Regions from separate parts of the Homo sapiens genome. Here region 1 is linked to region 2. A link is a loop called in an ENCODE intact Hi-C map of the cell type or tissue named here. Cell type or tissue: heart right ventricle. All regions are shown on one strand.

What was found. Peaks named below come from ENCODE experiments on the same cell type or tissue, not always from the same donor. Only the 100,000 strongest peaks of a DNase experiment are listed, where the experiment ranks them.
Region 1: a loop joins it to region 2, with 3 times the contacts of the local background. A loop is called at or near these places in 10 of 110 quality-filtered maps.

The regions. Positions count from the first base shown.
Region 1 is chr5:96,371,631-96,379,630 of GRCh38, forward strand. LOC101929710 (a long non-coding RNA gene) reads left to right here. Exons shown (of 5, transcript NR_130776.1): 4 at 7,936-8,000. It also overlaps a transcript of CAST not described here. Among named protein-coding and RNA genes, the nearest start is that of PCSK1, 58 kb to the right of the region's middle. In heart right ventricle, no CTCF peak of the experiment used is centred here; no DNase peak of the experiment used is centred here.
Region 2 is chr5:96,597,700-96,605,699 of GRCh38, forward strand. All of the region lies in intron 4 of LOC101929710 (a long non-coding RNA gene), which reads left to right. It also overlaps a transcript of CAST not described here. Among named protein-coding and RNA genes, the nearest start is that of CAST, 61 kb to the right of the region's middle. In heart right ventricle, CTCF peaks have their summits at 4,215 (motif pointing left) and 4,424; no DNase peak of the experiment used is centred here; H3K4me3 peaks cover 375 bases; H3K27ac peaks cover 394 bases.

The DNA of each region.
Region 1 (8,000 bases), 230 kb before region 2:
AGGAACCATTCTGGGTGTTGGGTTCTTGTTACCTATCATACCATCTGGCACATAGTAGGTGTTCAATAAATACCCATTGGTTGAAAGTATGAAAAAGGAATTTTGATCATGAGCCTAGACAACCAGTCTATACTGGTCTTTAAAAGCACTCCAGATTTACAGGCTGAAAATGGGATTAAAAATCCAAAGACAAACAGAAGAAAAAAACCTTAAACACAGCAGGATTTATGACCATTACAGAGCTAAAAGTACATTATATTCTAATACTAAGGCAGTATACCAGGCTGCCTTTGTTATCATTCATATAAACTCCTCTAGCTCACTTTCTGATTTTTCCTTCCAATAATTTGCCCTTGATTAACTTTGTTTTTTTAAACTAACATTTATTAAGTACCAATATTGTGCAGAAATGCTGTGCATTTGTTTTCTCCTGTAAATTACATGAAGCAACGTTCACCCCAATTTTGGAAATGGGAAAAATTGAAGCTCTCAGAGTTTAAGTAAGTTCTCACAGGTAGTAAATAGAATGGCTAGGATTGGAACCCAGGTTTATGGGCTGCTACAACACAGTTTGTTAAATATCAGGTGGCTCCTTCAGTGTTCCTTGCTATATACCTCACCCTTTTAAATTCCATTTTGGAAAAAATTCCTGAGAACTCTGTTCTTCAGTCCTTTATTTGTTTTTCTTTTGCCCATGAATCTGATTACATATAAGTTATACCCATGACCTTCAGTATTTTGCCAGACCTTGGCCAGGGGTGGCTCTTCTAGCCAATGGATATCATCATGGTGGTTGCCCTCGGAAGACATGAGAACCTGCAGGAGGAGGACTTTGGAAATTTGGAACCCATTGGCCCAGGGAAAGAGCTGAATATTTCTAGGGAGGCCAGACCCACCAGGGACTGCTGCATTGGTCATAAATGTAATACCATGGGACTTAGGCAGAGAACAAGCAAGCCTGATCCCAGAGTTGAGGAATAGCCAGGGGGTTATGGCTCTTTCCAGATTCAAATACTGTCCCTGTCTCTACAAAAGCAATACATCTTTCTGGGGGGCCCCACACACCTTCCTGAGAATCCTGCCAGATTTCTGCCTTTCCTAAGGCTGCACCTTGGGAACCACTCTCTTATTTCCTTCATCTTCTGTGACCCTCTTTCCTGGCTTTATGGATATTTTCAGCAGGAGCCACCATCAATGCTGACTGAAAAGGACATCTTTTGCATCATCATCTAGGAAGATTGGCTCCGGGGTGTCTCTTTCATCAATTTATACTTAACCCAATGAAAAAGAGCTTCACAGATGATAGCACAATGTCCAGGCGCATCTAGGGAAGGGCATTGCTAATTAGGATATATTAATATCCTCTCTTGAACTGATTCTCCAATTTTTTTTTGCTTTCTTTCTAATGAAAGAATCCTTAGCATCTACTTGAATTCAAGCATGCATATTTTTTCTGCTATAATACTTTCTTTTCATTTGACAGGCAGGATTGTCTTACAAGGAAAAGCTGAACACTCTGACAGCTGATTACATTACATGCCTTTTTTATTCTGCTCCACAAAGAGAACTGGATGACAGTGATGATGACCTGTGAAAAGCAATTAAGGCCTCAGGATCATTTCTACTTGTGGGCTGGAGATTAGATGACAGAGGGCACCAAGGGATTGTTTATAATGGATAATAGGTTCTTTGTGTAAGGTGCAGGGTAGGACATGAAATGTCTTAGATTCTGTAGCAATGTGTTATTTTTCTGTCCCAAAATACGTAGACAAACCCAACAGAACTCTTTAGTGCTGGTAGATCAACTTAATCTTTTCTGCTTTTGCCAACAATATTTCACAGAGGATGTGTCCATTTGTCTTTTTCAGGAACAGCCAGTTTTCCTCTGTTACTGAGGTGTAGGACTTTCAGAAAATTGCTTCATATCCTGGATGCATTGCAGCCCTGTGGACATTTCGATAGGGAATAAAAGCAGCTATCCCTTCAAAGACGGACTTGTGAATAACTTAACATCTAACAATAGAATCGTAATGCTTAAGAGCACTACCTAAGCAGTTTTATCATCTATGAGGCTGGTTGTGCTGGACATGGAGCATTTCATTTCTTTTTTTCTTCTCTTTTTTTTTTGTTTTTAAGACAGGGTCTCAATGTGTTGCCCAGGCTGGACTACAGTGGCACAATCACAGCTCACTGCAGCCTCGAGCTCCTGGGGCTCAAGCAATCCTCCCAGCTCAGCCTCCAAAGTAGCTGGGACCACAGGTCCACACCACCATGCCTGGCTAATTTTTGGTATTTTTTGCAGAGACAGGATCTCACTTATCTACTTGAATTCATTGTTTTTGCTGAAAGACGTGATGTTTTGCCTGTTCTGATTGCGGGCAGCAGTATTTACTGTTCAGTTTAGCATGTGGAGTTGGTATAAAACATGTGTAAAAACATTAAGATTTGGCACCTTATGTAGAAAACCTGCTACACTTCAAAGTAGAATAATTGCCAGCTACTCAGATAAACTTGGTGGGGAAAAGACGAGTTTCCATAACACCAAAGCAATGTCTGCCTGAACCATATGTTTTCCAATTCAAAAAACAGGTTTTTGGATTCAAAACGTCCTCCCTCTTTCTTTATTTTATTATTGGTAATATGACAAGTAGAAAAACAGCAGGAAACATTTAGGACCACATAATAGAGGGTCATTTCCAGAAAACAAACAAGTTCATTGGGACATTCCAGAAAGAAAACCTTGATATGCCCATGAATATTTGCTCTATTCTGGAACTTTTGACATAGAGGAGGTGTAATGGAAAGCATCCTGGACTGAAATAATTTCTGATTTCCACTCTTCAAGCTCAAGGTGTGAAAGGTAAGGGTGATAAATAAGGAGAATACTGTACTATGCACTAGACTCTCTGCATCAATCTGCGTATTCATGTGTCGATGGGTACAGTAATTATTTGTGTCTGCTGAACATCTTTTGAAAATGCTCTCTTATGTCTTGTAGTTTTCCATCTTTTGAGTCCTGTCTCATCAAAGCATGCTGCAAAAACTGCATCAGAATCTTTTGCTACTTAAGGTACAAGCAAGTGACCTAGTTTTCCTCATTCAGATGCACCCCTACCAAAGACCGATGAGAAAGAGACCCCTGTTAGGATGTGGCCACAGAGAGATAGATTTTCTGGTAGTTGTGGTGGAAGAAAGGTTCCGGTTCTTCTGGGGTTGTGGCGCTGGAGTTTCCGGCTCTCAATCTCGGGTATGATCAGGGCTGAGCAGTGGGTGGTGGTAGCAGGGCTGTTTTCACTAATACATTTCCCCACAGGTAGAAGATGGGCATTGTTCCTGTATTTCTAGCTGTTTAGCATTTTAAGTCCAATTCTCTGACTCTTTGAGATTCTGACACTTTCTCATATATTCAATAAGTCTCATTTTGCTCAAATTAGTTAGAAATCATCCTGTGATTTTCAACTAAGAGTCTTAACCTGAATAATGGAGATAAGAAATAGTAACAGAGGGGCAGTTTAACCTCAGTTATGATAGCTAGAAAGGGCGTTGGAAATGGAATATTGGATGTGAACACAGAATAAAAGAATCTGATAGAGATTTTCAGGTGTCTTCAAATATGGAAGTTGTTTTCTTGCTTAAATAAAGGAATGTTTTGTCAACTTCCCCTATAGCTGTACAAGAAATAGCATTAAGGGAAAAAGTCTTGAGCATTTACAAGAGATTGTTAAATTGCATAAAGAAAATAAGTCCTGAATCATCATCTGGGATAATTTATTATTTGCTTTTTGGTGTGTGTGTGTGTGTGTGTGTTTTTTTTACTATGCACATGAGTTTACTCTTATGAGTTTACTACACAATGTAGCTTCATTAAAGAAAAATTAGAAATATAAAAAACACAAAACCAAAGGAAAATTCTCCTGTGATGATTAATTTATGTGTCAACTGGCCAGGCTATATAGTTCCTAAAGTGATTTAATAAAACCTAACTTAGGTGTTACTGTGAAGATATTTTAGCAATGTGGTTAACATCTACAATCAGCTGACTTTAAGTAAAGGAGATTACCTTGTATAATGTGGGTTGGCCTTACCCAAGCAGTTGAAGGCCTTATAAGCAAAAACTGAAGGTTCCCACCGAATAAGAAATTCTGCCTCAAGACAGTCTTATGGAAATGCTGCCTATGTTTCTAGCCTACTGGCCTATCCTTTGAGTTTTAAACTTGCCAGCCCCCACAATCCTATAAACTAATTGCTTAAAATAAATCTCTCTCTCTCTATATATATATATAAATATATAAATATAAATATATATAAATATAAATATATATATATATCTCCTATTAATTCTGTTTCCTGGAGAATCCTGACTGATACATTCACCCACAAGACCATCACCCTCTAATATCACATGCTAATATCATGGTATCTTTACTCATTTTTTTTTCTTTTCTTTTCTTTTCTCAGACCTCTCAGGGTGAATTCATATTTTTTCTATATACATTTATACAGTCATATAATGCATAACAACATTTCAGCCAGTAATGGACCACATATACAATAGTGGTCCCATAAAATTAAAATGGAGTGGAAAAATTCCTATTGTATAACAATGTTGTAGCCATCCTAATATAGCATAATGCATTGCTCATGTGTTTGTGGTGATGCTAATGTAAAGAAAACTACTGTGCGTCCAGTGGTATAAAAGTATAGCACATATAATTATGTACAGTACATAATGTTAGCTAATGATAATAAACAACTATGTTACTAGTTTATATGTTTACCATACTGTACTTTAAAAAAATTATTTCTATTTTTTTTTTTTTATTTTTTTGAGACAGAGTCTCGCTCTGTCGCCCAGGCTGGAGTGCAGTGGTGCAATCTCAGCTTACTACAACCTCTGCCTGTTGGGTTCAAGTGATTCTCCAGCCTCAGCCTCCTGAATAGCTGAGATTACAGGCATGCACCACTATGCCTGGTTAATTTTTGTATGTTAACTAGAGACAGAGTTTCACCATGTGGGCCAGGCCGGTCTTGAACTCTTGACCTCAAGTGATCTGCCTGCCTGGCCTCCCAAAGTGCTGGGACTGCAGAAGTTTGCCACCATACCCAGCCCCATACTATATTTTTAATCATTATTTTAGAGTGTACTTCTACATATATATAAAAAGAGTTAACTGTAAAACAGCCTCAGGTAGGTCCTTCAGGAGGTATTCCAGAAGAAGGCATTGTTATCATAGGAGATGACAGTTCCATGAGTGTCATTCCCCATAAAGCCCTTCCAGTGGGATAAGATGTGGAAGTGGAAGACAGTGATATTGATAATCCTGATTCTGTGTAGGCCTAGGCTGTGTGTGTTTGTGTACTATTTTTTAAGAAGAAAATTAAAAAGTAAAACAAAATAAATAAAATAGATAAAAATTTTATAGAATAAGGACATAAAGGAAGAATATATTTTTGTACAGCTGTACAATGTATGTTTTAAGCCAACTTATTACAAAAGAGCCAAATAAAACAGTCAAACTTTCATTTTTTTAAATTAAAATTTTAATTTTTAATTTTTTAAAAAATTAAATTTATAAAGTAAAAGTCTACAAGAAGCTAAGTTTAATTTATTATAGAACAAATAAAAATATCTATTTATGAATTTAGTGTAGGCTAAGTATACAGTGTTTATAAAGTCTACAGTAGTGTACAGTAATGTCTTAGGCCCTCACATTCAATCACCACTTGCTGATTCACCCACAGCAACTTACAGTCCTGAAAGCTCTTTTCATGGTTAGATATACAGGCGAATCATTTTTTTTCTCTTTTATACTGCATTTTAACCATGCCTTTTCTATATTTAGATATGTCTAGATATAAAAATATTTACCATTGTGTTACAATTCCCGACAGTGTTCAGTATAGTAACATATTCTACAACTTTGTAGCCTAGGAGCAACAGGCTATAGCGGGTAGCCTAGATGTGTAATAGGCTAAACCTTCCAGGCTTATGTCAATATACTTCATAATGTTCACACAATGATGAAATTGCCTAATGACATATTTCTTAGACTGTATTCCCATTGTTAAGTGATACATGACTGTATATATGTGCAACTATTTACCCATTTATTTACAAAATAGGATAATACTATTCACACTGTATGTTAGGATGCTTTTTTCCCCCACTCAGCAGTTTACCTTGAATACATTTCCAAATCAATGAATATACTTTTAAAAACATCATTTTTAATTTATTGCTGCATTATTGATAATAATCAAGATATGTAAACAACCTAAATATTCATCAACCAATGAATGAATAAAGAAAAATGTGGTATGTATATATACAATGGAATGTTCTTTAGCCTTACAAGAAGGCTATCCTGCCATCTGTGACCATATGGACGAACCTGGGGGACATTATACTGTATGAAATAAACTAGACACACAAACACAAATACTGCATGACTTCATTTATATGTGGAATCTAAGACAGTCAAACTTATAGAAGCAGATAGTGGAATGGTGTTTGCCAGGGAATAGGAAGGGGGAAAGTGGGAAGGAGAAATTGGGAGATGTCAGTCAAAAGATATAAAGTTTCAGTTATACAAAATGAATAAATTCTGGAGCTCTAACGTACAGTGTGGTGACTACAGTTAACAAATACCATATTGTATACTTTACATTTTTTAAGCAGATAGGTCTTAAATGTTCTCACTGCACCAAAAAAGAGAAAAAAGAAAATAAGAATGGTAACTATGTGGGGTGATAGATATGTTAATTAGCTTGATTGGGATGATTATTTTACAGTGTATATGTATATCAAAACATCAAGTTGTACACTTAAATATATAGTTTTGATTTGTCAATTATACCTTGATAAACCTGAAAAATGTGTGCCAGTTTTATAAGCAAAAAACTAAAGAAACAAACTCAAGAAATAAACCCCATCATTTTTTAGTGCCAGTTTATTATCCCATTGTGTGAATAGACAATTTCTGAAAATAGCTCTAAAGATATCCTTTAAAAGTCCTAGAATTAGAACTTCTGGATGAATAAAATTCATATTTTTAAAACTTTTGGCACATACTGCAAATTGCCGTAAAGAAAAAGAATACCAACTTATACTCTTATTTATGAGTGTCCTTTCCCCACACTTTAACCAATTCATTTTATTATCATTCAAATTATTTTCTAGTTTAGAATTTTAAAAAACTAACATGTATTATTTAAAAATTTTATGTTGGTGTATATGTATTTTTACCTAATGGAGATTACAGTGTATGTATATATGTAAGTAAATATATATTCTACTTTTAAAAATAGTTATTACAAATAATTTCTTGTATTATAAAACTTTCGAATTCATTTTTAGTGACCTAATAACATTCCACTTCACAGATGTGCCATAATTGATTCGTGCATTCTGCAATTAGTTATACTCTCTCATTTTTGCCAAAATTTCTATTTCCTTAGGATATTTTCTCAGAATGGGATTATAGGATCAAAAATTAGGAATCTTTATGAGCTTTTGATACCAGTGAATGTTCTCATTAGTAGAATAAGTCTGTTTCACCACGTTCATTGATTTTGAATATTGGCTTAAAAAGTGAGAAAAATGTTACAAATATATGTATGTATGTAAGAGCAAAGCAGGTATTGCATTAAAAATACTAATGAGGGTTAATTTTGGCCCTCATCTAGATTCATTTGCTATTTCTATTTCTTGTTTTATAAATGAGAATGAGGGACTTGAAACAAGTATTTAGTGAATCCATTCACATTGGGAAAACGTTTCCCAGGTTTCTACATTTGTATTAACTTACACTGTAGCATAGGAGAAATAGCTAGGGCAACAAAAATGGAGTTTATGAAGTATAAAAATTGTAATTATAAATTCTGATAAATTACAGATATGAATGTAAAAACCTTTTACAATTACCTGTCTTTTAGGGCCAGAGGATCTACTACCACAGAACCATTCTAGATGTGAGTTCCTAGTGTGAAAGGACTGGGAG
Region 2 (8,000 bases):
TCTTTTCACCTTCTTTCTTTCCTACCAAATAATTATCGTGTCTCCTCTATGCAAGGACATTCATATATGCTATTTATTCAGGCCTCATTATAACCCTGCTAAGTAAATATCATCCCTCTAGATGTGTAAAGTGGGGGTCAGGGTGGTTTTGTGGCTTGACAACAGCATTGAGTCACCCCAGTGAGGATCTGGAGGGGTGGAAGAAGAAAAGAAAGGGGGAGAGAAAAATGGAAAAAGAAGGGGGGAGGGGGAGAGGCCAGCAGTACTAGGGGGCTGGCAGTAGTGAAGTCTGCAAGGCTCTATCTCTACCTCCCCACAGGGTCAAGATGACTCTACACACTCCCGAAGGTCCTGTGCTCAGAGACTAATTCCATGAAAATTCATTGTAATCAGAGCTTGTACAACCTGCTTGATGAGAATTCGCTGGACTTGCTGCCCATACATAACAAAATGGTAGTGCTTCTCTATAAATAAGCTCTGGCTCCTCTGCCTAATGAGGGCTTACACTCAGCCTACAGGAAAACATGTTCTGTCTTTGCCATCAATTTCCTTTGGTGCCCAGTGCATGAAAATAACTTTTTTTTGCCTTTCATGGACTTCTCTCCAGCCAAATTAGAACAGGACCCCCAAGTCTGCCCAAAGGCCAGCTAGTTCCCTGGGTCAGCCTCAGATATGACCAGAGCCAAGAAGTCCTGTCATATCCCACCCATCCAAGCACTGGGGAAAACTGGCTCCCCTCTCAGCTGCCCTGTCTCTAGGGCTGCAGCTTTTATGTCTTTGGGAAGATTTGCAATGGCCTGGCTCTACTTCTCTTATTTCTCTCTGTGGCCTCTGAGTTGGGTGACATGGGCTGGATCCCACAGGACAAATCAATAAACATTGTCCTACCTCCGTTTTTCTATGAGAAAAATGGAAAATAATCACTGAGATAGTTAATTTTATATGTCAACTTGACTGGGCCATGGGGTGCCCAGGTATTTGGTCACACATTATTCTGGGTGTGTTTGTGAGGGTGTTTCTGGGTGAGATTAACATTTGAATCAGTAGACGGAGTAAAGCACATTCCCTCCCCAGTGTGGATGGCCCAATCACATGAAGGCCTGAATAGAACAAAAACACTGACCCTCCCTCTAGTACGAGAGGACTCCTCCTGTCTGACTGCTTTGGGCTGGGACATTGTTTGTTGTTGTTTTGCCTGCCTTTGGACTCAAACTGAAACACTGGCTCTTCTTGGATCTTGACCCTGCCAGCTTTCAGCCTGGCACTATACCACAGGCTTCTCTGGTTCCTACATCTTCGGACCCAGACTGGAGGTCTCCAGCTTCTGACCGTGGATCTCTCAGACTCCATAATCACATGAACCAATTCCGTAGCATGGATACATACTCATTCTGTTTCTCTGAAGAACCCTGACTAATACAATCACTGATATACAGCTTTTGTGAGACTTTTAGAGTATGGCTATGTTTACAAAATATTTTCAAGTTGTCAGACAAATGCACAGTGTAAAAAACACAATTTGACTAAGGCCTATCTTAACTTAGGGGGTGAAAGAGAAGGAGGGACTGGTGGTTAGTGCCCCAATCTGTCCTCAGACTGATCTTATTCACTGTTGGTCCCCAGTGCTGAAATCAATGCAGGTGGTATGATTTCTAGTCTCTAAATTCAGGAATTAGAAAATATCTGTTTCTTTATTTTCTCAAATCAAGTGGAATATAAATGTATCTATCTAAGCAAGCTGTAATGTTAAAAATTCATCTACTGTAATATCGGGCTGACTTCCTATTCAAATCTAATAAGAACCTGGAAGTCTTAATTGTGCTTAGAAAATACCTCTATCCTTCAGTTGCTTTGGGGGTCTTCATTCTTCAGGCCATCATGAATGCCACTACATCTACATTGCCTAAGTGCCAGGTCCCTCACACTCTGGTAACTTTAAGTCAGGTCATCTTATGGCAGATACAAAAATGTTTGCAGAGACTGGAAATCCACCCCCCTCCATAGGCGCCCCACTACCAACTCTGATTAATTCTGTGCCACACACTTGGGGCACAGAATTAAGCTACAGCAAATTTGAAATAAGCTATTTTCTTTCTATTAGTAATTGGGTCCAGGTACACCCACAACCCATACACTTTTCTCCTCACAAGAGGGAAGTCTTTTTCCTTTTTCTGCTCTTTCTCTCCTTTTCCTCAAAGAGCTTATTTAATTCCCACATTTCCCCTTCTCATTTATCCAAAATATCCTGTATTATTGCTTCATTAGGCAAAAAAAAAAAAAAAAACCCTCAAGCTCTGTTGATTTCAGACTGCAAGTTTGAAGTGTTTTGTATCATTTCTTCCAAAGGTAGTGGCTAGACAACTTTCAGGAGGGAAGTGTACTGGTAGTGGTTTGATTAGGTTGTATGGGCATTATTAAACCCTTGTGTCTAAGAAAAAAAGGTATGGTTTGCCTTATGGGCATGGGGTAGAGTATATCGTTCTTGCCAATCAAGACCAACCAAGATGCCTTTTAGTTTTATTCTCTCCCTTTCTAGATACCTGGCAAACACACAGTCTAATATAGAAAGGTTTTATATATGCATTGCACCACATGGTCCTCCTTGTTTAATCAGATTTCTTTGAACTATGGTGGGCACCTAACCCAAGAGTAGCCAGTCTCTGACACAGCCTCAAGCAAGAGCCCTACCCAGTAAGGGCACATTATATGGATGACGATGGACCAAGTATGGACCCTTCATATTAGGAAGTTTGAATTCATAGACAAAAAATCATTGATAACAGGAGAAGTCACAGAAACGGAGAAAGAGAAGTGATGGGAATGAAGAACCAAAGAGAGAAAAACAGTTCCCTGGTGCTAACCTAGTGAAAAGACACCTAGTTATTAGAACTATGTTCTCACCTAAGAGGTCCTCCAACTCCTCTTTTTCGGAAAAACCCAGCTCTATGTGTCCCTGTTTTCCTTCCTTACCTGCATATTCTTTCTGCATATCCTAATCCTCTGCGCAAAACTGAGCCTCTCTGTATTTCTTGCAACCTGAAGGAAGCTCACTCACATTTATTTCAAGAAAAGCTTATAAGGCTTAAGCTTTATAAGCTTAAGAGTAAAGAGCAATAAATAATTTACTGATTATTTAACATTCAAATTACAGATTATTTTATTCTAAAGTTTGAAGATTAAGAAATCCTAGAGAAATAGCCACCAATGAAAACATCTCAAAACATACTAACCTCTGCCCCTGCTCCTCCTTCTCTGGATTTTGGTCTCCCTCTGTTTTCCTTCTGCTTTTCTTCTGGTTTACGAACCTACCTCCCATCTCCCCCTCCGCTATCTATCTTTCTCTGATGTGACTCCTTTTGTTTCCCTTTGGTCTCCTTGTTGTGTGAATGTCTCTCTCCCTCTCTCCTTCAACATCTCCTTCCCTTACTCCTCCTTTCACACTCTCTTCCTTTGCTAGGTGCCTCTATGACCATTTACCTATTACTTTCCTTATTACCACCCTTTAAAGACCACAAAATGGAAAGGAAATCTGTTTATTAGAATTTATTGTGTCTATCACATTTTGTGTCCTACTTTCTTTATTGAATGGCAGGTGACTTGAGCATTTCGTTTTTCGCCTAACAGAAGGAAATACCTAAACAATCTGCTTTTGCATGTGCTGCCTGATTGACTAATTTCCGCAGGATCTGTGACCTTGGCAGAAAATAAAGTCTCACCCAGGACTCTGCATAGAAGGTTACTACGGAAACAATGGATTCTTTGATCCATTTATATTTGAAAGGATTTTTTTAAATCCCTCTGGAGATTCAAGTTGAAAAGAGAAAAATGCAATAAATTATTTACTAAATTAGATTATTAATCCAAAAGGTACAAAGCTGTTATTGCAGTGAAAGTACCGATTTCAGTTTTATTATATAAAGATATCTCTCCTGGTGATACCCTGGAGCTGACATTAATCTTTCTACTCGATTGGTTTTTTAATGTTCCCACTTTGTACATTTCCTTTGTGCATCTGAAAATAAAGTTTCAGGATACATCTTACCCTCTATAGACCAAAACTAAAGCTAACACCCTTATCATAATTCTTTTCATCCTGTCAAATAATTAAAATTTTTGTACATTTTATGTCAGCAGGGAAAGTTATCCGGCATTTGATAAGCACCGTAATGCTAATTGCTCCTGGTGTATCCAAAAGTATAGTCACCTGCCACCTAGTGTCTTAACTAAAAACTGCAGCAAAGGATCCACTCAACTAAGGTCTTCCGGCTCCCTCTGGCCCTCCTCATTGGACTCTTGGGGTTTAGCTTCAAACTCTCTTGAGTGGCAGGCAGCTCTCTCTGTGAGAGGTGACTAGACCTGACTTACCCACTCTGAACAGCAGAATCCTGCCTGTCACAATAGAGTAGGGTCCCTCTGGTCTATATATGAGAATACTCAAAGGAGTGCTCTGACTCAAGACACCATGGAAGAGCAAAGGATGGTTGAGGACGGCTGAAACAGTAATATGACATGACAAGTGTACATAGCTAATGTTATACTGCTATCTCAACAATAATTCCATGCAGTGATTGCAATGACATTTCAATTTAACATTTCACAAACCTTTACATTTCTACTATGTGCTGGTCACTGTGCCAGGCCCTGGAATGAAGCAGCGTCAGATAAGAGTCCTGCCCTCATAAAGCTTACATTCTGTGGAGGAACACAGCAAATAAACATGATGAATCTGTATTAGGATAAATATTATAAAGGAACTAAACAGGGTCATGAGGCCAGGCACAATGGCTCACGCCTGTAATCCCAGCACTTTGGGAGGCTGAGGCAGGCAGATCACCTGAGGTCAGAAGTCCGAGACCAGCCTGGTCACATGGTGAAACCCCATCTCTCCTAAAAACACAAAATTATCTAGGCGTGGTGGTGCATGCCTGTAATCCCAGCTACTCAGGAGGCTGAGGCAGGAGAATCGCTTGAACCTGGGAGGCGGAGGTTGTAGTGAGCCAAATCACGCCATTACACTCTAGCCTGGGCAACAAGAGTGAAACACTGTCTCAAAAATAAATAGATAAATAACAGGGTCATGATAAACTTATGGGAGAAGACCATTTTGTTTAAGGTGGTGAAGGAAAGCCTTTCTGAGAAAGAGGCATTTGGGTGAGACTCAAATACGGAGAATATTCCAAATATAAAAATAGCTAGAATAAGTCATTCCAGGAGGAGGGATCAGCAAATGCAAAGGCCTGGAAGAAGAAAGGGGCCTCTGTGTTCAAGGACCAGGATGAAGGAAAATACAGCTGAAGCGTGATAAGTGGCAGATAGGATGGTGTTTGTTTTCTAAGCATTGCTGATTCAGGATGTGAAAAAAAGAATTGCCTTCCAAGGTTTAAATTTTGAAATCAATGCGTAATGGATCATATATTTATTGAAATGCCTTTTGGTTTGTCAACCTAAATGAAGAACGGAGGATCTCTAAAAGAAAATGATATTTATTTAAGAATAGGGCGTTGTAATGGGAATATGGGAATACCCATGCTATAGTAAACTACATGTGTATTCAGGGAGGTAAGAGAGGACAAATGTTTTAAAGATTCTTTTGTAATAACATTTAGCTTAAAAAGCAAATGCATCGTTCAGCTGTACAAAAATGTTTTCTTTCTTTATAATCATATCTTATAAGCTTTTTTCTATTTTTAAATTTTTAATTTTTTTAACCTTTTAAAAGCTTTTTTGTTAAAAACTAAGACACCAACACACACATTAGCCTAGGCCTACACAGGGCCAGGATCATCAGTGTCACTGTCTTCTACCTCCACATCTTGTCCTACTGAGCTCTTCAGGGGCAATAACACCCACGGAGTCATCATCTCCTATAATAGCAATGCCTTCTTCAGGAATATCTCTTGAAGGACCTGACTGGGGCTGTTTTACAGTTAACTTTTTTTAATAACTAGAAAGAGTACACTGTAAAATAACAATTAAAAGTATAATATAGCAAATACATAAACGTGTTACACAGTCATTATCAAGTATTATGTACTGTACATCATTGTATGTGCTGTACTCTTTTTTTTTTTTTTTTTTTTTTTTGAGATGGGGATTGCTCTGTCGCCCAGACTGGAGTGCAGTGGCATGATCATGGCTCACTGCAGCTCAACCTCCAGGGCTCAAACAATCCTTCCGTCTCAGCCTCCAGAGTAGCTGGGACTACAGGTGCATGCCACCATGCCAGGCTAATTTTATTTAGTTTTTGTAGAAACGTGCCCTCCCTACATTAACCAGGCTAGACTTGTATTCCTGTGCTCAAGCAATCTTCCCCCCTCAGCTTCCCAAAGTGCTGAGATTACAGGCGTAAGCCACCCCACCTGGCCCCTTGTGCTATACATTTATATGACTGGTAAGGCAGCATTTACACTAGCATCACCGCATGAGTAATGCATTGTGCTACAATATCATGGCTACGATATGGCTAAGCATTAGGAATTTTTCAGCTCCATATTAATCTTATGAGCCCACCTTCCTATATGCAGTCCTTGGTTGACCAAAACATTGTTATGTAACACATGAACATACTCAGGATGGTCACTATCTACTATAATCACTTGATTCTCAATAAAGCTGAGTTCCATCATGTCTGGAATAAGGTGATGAATAAATTGGTTCCTATATTCAAGACCTTAGAAATTGAGACTAGAGTAGATAATAAACATGTGAACACATACTCATGTCCAGCACCATATGGCAATTTTTAAACAATATGGCAGAGGTATTTCAGGAGAAAGTAATTCATTCTTACCAGAAATATGTAGAAAGAGGTCAGTGAGACCAGCATAATGGAACTGGCTTTTGCAGGACTTGAGTAAGTAAAAGAGGAAAAGTAATTCCAGGTACGGGGATAGGGCACATGAAAGGAGTGAACAAATGCTAAAGGACTCATTAAAGGAATATGGAATGATTGTGTAAGACTAAATTCTAGAATCCACTGGGATGGTGGCACAACAGAAATTTGGGGCTGATGCAAAAATTAGGCCAAAAGTCACAGAAGCCAGAATGTAGACTGCCTAACGTCCAGGCATGGGATTTAGGTTCTGCTTTGTAGCAATGGCAATCCATCAAAGGATGTGTGATATGTAAAATTCCTTTATCAGCAGCTCAGAAGAGTGGGCTCAGTAGGCAAAAGGCAGAGAAGACTAGAGGAAGGAGTATCCTTTCAGTGCTGCCTTGCCACTTGTCCAGGCAAACGAAGATGGAAACTTGATTTATGTTGGTGTCTGTAGAGGCGGAGGAGAAGAGGTGGTTTTAAGAGACCCGGGACATAGAGAACCAACAACACCCTGTGATAAGGAGAGGGAAGGAGATGGGACATTGAGGTTGACTCCAAGGTCTCTCACTACCTAGGGGGTCAAATGTTGATGATGCCACACACTGAAATACAAAACTGAGGAGAAGGATACATTTAGGTTTCCAACACATTGTGTATGAAACTCTAGGGGAACATTCAGGTAGAGCTGTCCTACCTTTAATTAAAAGCCTAAGCCCCTTCCCCCTCCCCATCACTTTATTTCATACACTTATAGCTGCTTTTCACAGACTGCATACTGTATACTGCCTGCTAAGCTTCATGACAACTGATCTAGGCAGATGTCAACAGCCACACATTGCAGAGAAGAAAAATGAGCACTCAGAGATGTTAAACTTGCACAAGATCACACAGCTGATAATGTGCAAAGCCAGATTTGAATCCAGTTTTGCCTAATTCTAAAGGCTTTGTCTTCCAACATATTTTGCCTTCTCCTGATCTTGTAGCATTTTTCCCTTTTACCCTAAGAGACAATTCAGCCTACCTGTTTTAATTAGATGTATAAAACGTTGCTAGCCTGAAAAAAAATAGATTACTCACTTCATTCTTAGCCAGGGTAGAAGAAGAAATAATAAAAATACTTGCTCTGAGGCATATAGCTGAATTCCTCTGGAGTGTGGTAAGTCCAAACAAACAGATGAGAGTT